Regions from separate parts of the Homo sapiens genome. Here region 2 is linked to region 1. A link is a loop called in an ENCODE intact Hi-C map of the cell type or tissue named here. Cell type or tissue: mammary epithelial cell. All regions are shown on one strand. Each heading gives the region's core, and the rest is flanking DNA. Links, peaks and the distances in the headings are about the cores only. Region 1 holds the start of RNU1-2 (RNA, U1 small nuclear 2). Region 2 overlaps SDHB (succinate dehydrogenase complex iron sulfur subunit B).

Region 1 (2,915 bases), core at 276-2,775:
ATTTTTCAGCTGGTTAGAAACCTGAATATACCAATCAAAGAAAACTGCTCCTTACATGCTACAGATTTAGTTTTCTTCCTGTACTAAGATGTCTTTTAGATACAGTAAATTCGTTAAAGCCAAGAGCCCCTAGGAAATGAAGTTGGGTGGGAGGGGGGACATTGAGTAGTAAGATCACTCTTGTAATAGAGATGCCACTCTTGCAGATATTGACAACAATTGGGCCTATAAAATTTTTACCAAACATTGGAAAGACAAGATCTGAACAACTTATCATTGCTGCAGTCTCAAATTTCAGGAAATACCATTATTCTCAGGACAATAAATAGACAATAAAGAAGACTCACAGACCAGATTAGCTGTCATGTATCACCAAACAGGGACTGGATCCTTGTCAACACGACCCAACAGAGATTGTCCCCAGAAATTCACTTCATAGCCTCAAAACCAAAAACCCACACTGATGGCAAAAAATAATGATGCAAATAATGAGAAAGAGAGAGAGAGAGAGAGAGAGAGAGAGAGAGAGACCTGTCCTATAGCCATACTCAGTGGGTAAAAGCCAAAGAGCTCAATTTCTGCTCATGATACTTAATAGAACATAGGGAACATGAGCCAATAGCTCAATGGGTTCAGATCTGCACCAAGTGCCTGTTGGATGCAGGATTCTACTGTCTCCAACAACAATGTCTCAGATGGACTAATTTTTTTTTTTTTTTTTTTGAGACAGAGTCTCACTCTATTGCCCAGGCTGGGGTGCAATGGCACGATCTCGGCTCACTGTAACCTCCGCCTGCCGGGTTCAAGCGATTCTCCTGCCTCAGCCTCCCGAGTAGTTGGGATTACAGACCCACACCACCATGCCCGGCAATTTATTTTTATTTTTATTTTTAGTAGAGACGGAGTTTCGCCATGTTGGTCAGGGTGGTCTCGAACTCCTGACCTCAGTTGATCAAAAGTAGGTGATGTCAGAAAACATACCCTGGGAGAGGCTGGCACAATGCCCAGAACCGCCATCGCTAGGCCTGGGGTTTTCCTCTGTAGTGGAATACTAGTATTCATGTAGTTCAGGGACAAAACCAATTAGATACTTCTGGGAGTTAAAAAGAAATGCATTTTCAGTGCCATTTGAGAAAGGGTATTAAGGAATTTGTCAGGGTACTGACGCGTGTCAGGTATAAACCGCAGGTTGAGAGAGAGCTAAGTATTTTCTGTCCATGAAGGTGATAAGCGAGGGCCTGAAGAAAGAGGGACTGGGGAGGACACTGGCACCAGAAATAGGAAACGGCTGCTTGGGGGTGGGAAGGATGGGTCTGGGTGCTATCTAGAAAGTTGCCTGGCAATGGATGTAGGATGTGGGAGCGAGACATCAAACAAGAAGCTGTCGCTTAAATAAAGTCTGAAGAAACACTAGATATATGAACTGCCGGAGATAGTAGGGAAACTGTACCTGGCTCCTCATAAAACTTCCCGCCTTCTATCTCCGGGAGGATCGCAGGGCATTTCCGCCAAGACAGGTGAGACTGCGGTTCTGACCTACGGGCCTCCATGAATATGCGCGAGGGCACCTGGGGGCCGGCAGAGCCGTTCCCCTACGCAAAGTAAGCGTGTTATGTCTACAACCCAACGGGGACACTGAGAGCCCCAAAGGCCCTGCTTTCTTCCTGGAGAACAGCACCCATCTGCGTAGTTTCTACCTGGCTCTATGAGGTGAGAACACACTCCCCGCTAGCACAGAAATCCTACAAACTCCTGTGGGGGCTGCGCTTGGAAGCAGAGGCTGTGTAAGAGGTGACTTGGGGGGTAGGGAAAAACAGGAAGATTTTCACACAGGGTGAGAACCCAAGAGACTGGAGACCACGGACCAATCCCTGCAAAAAGCAGCCAGGGTAGAAAGGGAAGAGCTGAGCGGACTTCACGATAGCTAATTTGTGTTACAAAGCCGATACGGCTGATGCTCGCTTTTTCTCCTATGGCGTGCAGGCGACATGTTACTTCCTATTCGCCAGCCCTCCACTGTAGGATTAACATTTAAGACGCCAACCAAGACACAAACCAAAACAAAAAAAGATATGACCCTTAGCGTACAGTCTACTTTTAGAAACTCCAGAAAGTCAGGGGAAAGCGCGAACGCAGTCCCCCACTACCACAAATTATGCAGTCGAGTTTCCCACATTTGGGGAAATCGCAGGGGTCAGCACATCCGGAGTGCAATGGATAAGCCTCGCCCTGGGAAAACCACCTTCGTGATCATGGTATCTCCCCTGCCAGGTAAGTATGAGATCTTCGGGCTCTGCCCCGACACAGCCTCATACGCCTCACTCTTTACACACACGGTCACTTGCCCCGCGCACTCCCGAGCCCTTTCCAGCCCTGACACACAGCTGGGATTCTCTCTTCCGATCCGCGGTCCTGAACCCGCTCCCAGGGCAGGGGAACTCCTTCGTGGCGAAGCAGCAAGTGGCGAAGCAGCAGCCTCTGCGCTGCCTCATCTACATAGAAGTCGCCCTGTCCGTGATGTCACCGACAGTGCCTTGCCCAGTCCCCGTCTGCTTTTCTGCCACTCAACTGACCAATCTGCTGCCAGAGCCGCCAAGAGGAAGTGACGTCTGCCTCTCCCTTTTTCCCTCCCGCCCCTGCGTCTGTTCTCTCCCAAAAAAGCTGGTCCTTAGCCTGTGTTAAGGAGCAACCTTTCGGTGGCCAGATGGAGCCGGGGCATCCTTCTTCAAATAATGGCTTTTAATTCGCAGACTAGAATGTTTCGGATTACAGAAGAAACCGGTTCTCTTCACATCTTTATCCCTGTGATGCAGCATTCCACTTGCAATTGGAAGCCGAGAGAAACCATGTTTATGAAAGTAAAGAGGCTGCTCAGATGACTGCAAACCAGCCTTCCTTACTGGTTTTATCACTGG
Region 2 (2,915 bases), core at 416-2,915, 150 kb before region 1:
GGCGCATGCCTGTAGTCCTAGCTACTGGGGAAGCTGAGATGGGAGGATCGCTTGAGTCCAGAAGGTTGAGGCTGCAGTGAGCTGTGATCATGCCACTGCACAATCAGTGACAGAGCAAAACTCTCTCTCTTTTTTTTTTTTTTTTAGCTTGAGTTTCACTTTGTCACCCAGGGTGGTATACAGTGGCACAGTCTTAGCTCACTGCAACCTTTACCTCCCAAGTTCAAGCCATTCTCCTGCCTCAGCCTCCCTAGTAGCTGGGATTACAGGCACACGCCACCACACCCTGCTAATTCGTTTTTTTGTATTTTTAGTAGGGACGGGGTTTCACCATGTTGGCTGGGCTGGTCTTGAATCCCTGATCTCAGGTGATTTCCCAACCTCAGCCTCCCAAAGTGCTGGGATTACAGGTGAGAAGAGTATGTGGAGTCTCAGTATTATTTTCTTCTTTTTGTTTTGTTTTGTTTCTTTGAAACAGCGTCTCACTCTGTCACCCAGGCTGGAGTGCAGTGGCGCAATCTTGGCTCACTGCAATCTCCGTCTCCCAGGGTCAAGCGATTCTCCTGCCTCTGCCTCCCGAGTAGCTGGGATTACAGACATGTGCCACCACACCGGGCTAATTTTTGTATCTTTAGTAGAGACGGAGTTTCACCATGTTGGCCAGGCTGGTCTTGAACTCCTGACCTCAAGTGATTCGTCTGTCTTGGCCTCCCAAAGTACTGGGATACAGGTGTGAGCCACTGCACCTGGCCTCAGTATTATTTTCTATAAATGCATATGAATCTATAATTATTAAAAAATAAAAAGGTTGGCCAGGCACGGTGGCTCACGCCTGTAATCCTAGCAGTTTGGGAGGCCAAGGCAGGCAGATCACCTGAGGTTGGGAGTTTGAGACTACCCTGACCAACATAGACAAACCACATCTCTACTAAAAATACAAAATTAGCCGGGCCTGGTAGCACATGCCTGTAATCCCAGCTACTCGGGAGACTGAGGCAGGAGAATTGCTTGAACCGGGGAGGCGGAGGTTGTGGTGAGCCAAGATTGCACCATTGCACTCCAGCCTGGGCAACAAGAGCAAAACTCAGTCTCAAAGATAAATAAATAAATAAATAGTTTAATTTTTTAAAAAAGCATTTAACTATGGTTATATGCAGTAACATATGAATCTCAGAAGCATTATGTTGAGTGAAAGAAGCTAGACATGAGACTACGTACCGTATGATGCCATTTATATGAATTCTGTAAAAGGCAGACTCGTGATGATAGCTGATCAGTTGCTAAGGGTAGGAAAAGGGGACTTATGTTTGCCATCAAGGGCACAAAAGACCTTTTTGGATGGAAATACTCTGTTGTAATTGTGGTAGGATTACATTGCTTTGTCAAAACTCATTATACCCTTAAAATTAGTGAATTTTATTATAATGAATTATACCTTATTAAATCTCACAGAAAAAAGACCAAAAAAAAAATGGGACATTAAGCAAGCAAAGTCCACTGGAGTTGATACCTTCAGGAATCTTTCCTCTCACTTCCTCCCAAATACCACAAGGTGGCATTAGATGTTCATGTCAGTTTACAAAATGGGGTTCCCGGTGAAAAACATTTGTAGAAATGGCTTTCCTTTTGTTGATGATTTTAGCCAGCTTGGTGATAAGGTAAAACATAGCTTTCATCTTAACTTTCATTTTCTTCATATATTTTCTTCTTTTCTACTGTTAGCTGATGTTTGTATTTTCAGCTTCAGTTAATACGGGACACTTTACCAAGAAATAATGTTACTGGTAGACGGTCTTGACCACAAGTCGTCAAGGTTTTTAGCATGTTGAACAAAAAATTGGACAAAACACACAAGCAAAGCAACAGAAGACGAAAGCATAGATTTATTGAAATGAAAGTACACTCCATAGAGTAGGAGTGGGATTGAGCAAGTGGTTCAAGAGCCCCAGCTGCACAGTCTTCTGGGATTAAAGTACCCTGTACGGGTTTCCTATTAGTTACACCCTATGCAAATGAAGACTTGGCCCGAGACGAATCAGAGGCTGTAGTGAAGACTCCCTGTCTCTAAACCCTGTTCTCCTGCCTCAGTAATAAACACCACTGCATCTTTTTGTAATTAGTCAATTAACCTTCCGAGTTTTTACTTTTCTATATCAGTTTATTTTAAAAATTAGCAGTCCTGGAGTATAGTCTTTTCTTTCTTTTTTTCTTTTTTATTTTGTATTTTTGAAAAAGAGTCTCACTCTGTTGCCCAGGCTAGAGTGCAGTGGCATGATCTTGGCTCACTGCAGCCTCAACCTCTCGGGCCCAAGCAGTCCTCCCACTTCTGCCTCCTGAGACGCACACTACGACACCCAGCTAATTTTTTTATTTTTTGTAGAGATGGGGTTTTGCCATGTTTCCCAGACTGCTCTCAAACTCATGGGCTCAAGCAATTCTCTCACTTCTGCCTCCCAAAGTGCTGAGACTGCAGGCATGAGCCACCACCCTCAGACCACACCCCACACTCCTTCCCCTTAATTCTGGTTTGTCAAGCCTCCACTTAGATGACATGTGAGGAAGCCTTCTCTGACTCTTCACTCATTGAAGTCTCTGCTGTATTCATCCAGAGCTCCCTGTACTTTCCCAACAGTATCGCTCTTTATATTCATCGTGAATGTTTAATTTAACTCTTGTTCACTACAAAGTAAGTTCTGTGAAGATGAAGGTTTTTGTGTATTAAGTGCTGTGTCACTAGCCCCTAATACCATGTCTGATATATTAGCATATGATAGGTGCTTAATACTTGTTGGATATTGAATGCCTGCCTTTTCTAAGAAGATTATGTGTCAGTAATGTGTGAGTTTATATCCAGCGTTACATCTGTTGTGCCAGCAAAATGGAATTATCTTGTATTTCTAATTTTTTTTTCCTTT

The links. Hi-C counts contacts between places; a loop is a spot of excess contacts. Peaks named below come from ENCODE experiments on the same cell type or tissue, not always from the same donor. Only the 100,000 strongest peaks of a DNase experiment are listed, where the experiment ranks them.
Region 2: a loop joins it to region 1, with 11 times the contacts of the local background. A loop is called at or near these places in 10 of 110 quality-filtered maps.

Annotation. Positions count from the first base shown.
Region 1 is chr1:16,895,344-16,898,258 of GRCh38, reverse strand. It overlaps RNU1-2 (RNA, U1 small nuclear 2), which reads right to left and starts at 2,279; the gene lies at 2,116-2,279. RefSeq lists enhancers at 1,051-1,983, 1,984-2,915 and a silencer at 2,162-2,241. In mammary epithelial cell, for the core only: no CTCF peak of the experiment used is centred there; DNase peaks (open chromatin) are centred at 440, 1,288, 1,625, 2,038 and 1 weaker place; H3K4me3 peaks cover 132 bases; H3K27ac peaks cover 801 bases.
Region 2 is chr1:17,044,912-17,047,826 of GRCh38, reverse strand. The region is part of intron 1 of SDHB (succinate dehydrogenase complex iron sulfur subunit B); the gene reads left to right. Among named protein-coding and RNA genes, the nearest start is that of SDHB, 7.7 kb to the left of the region's middle. In mammary epithelial cell, for the core only: a CTCF peak has its summit at 1,548 (motif pointing right); no DNase peak of the experiment used is centred there.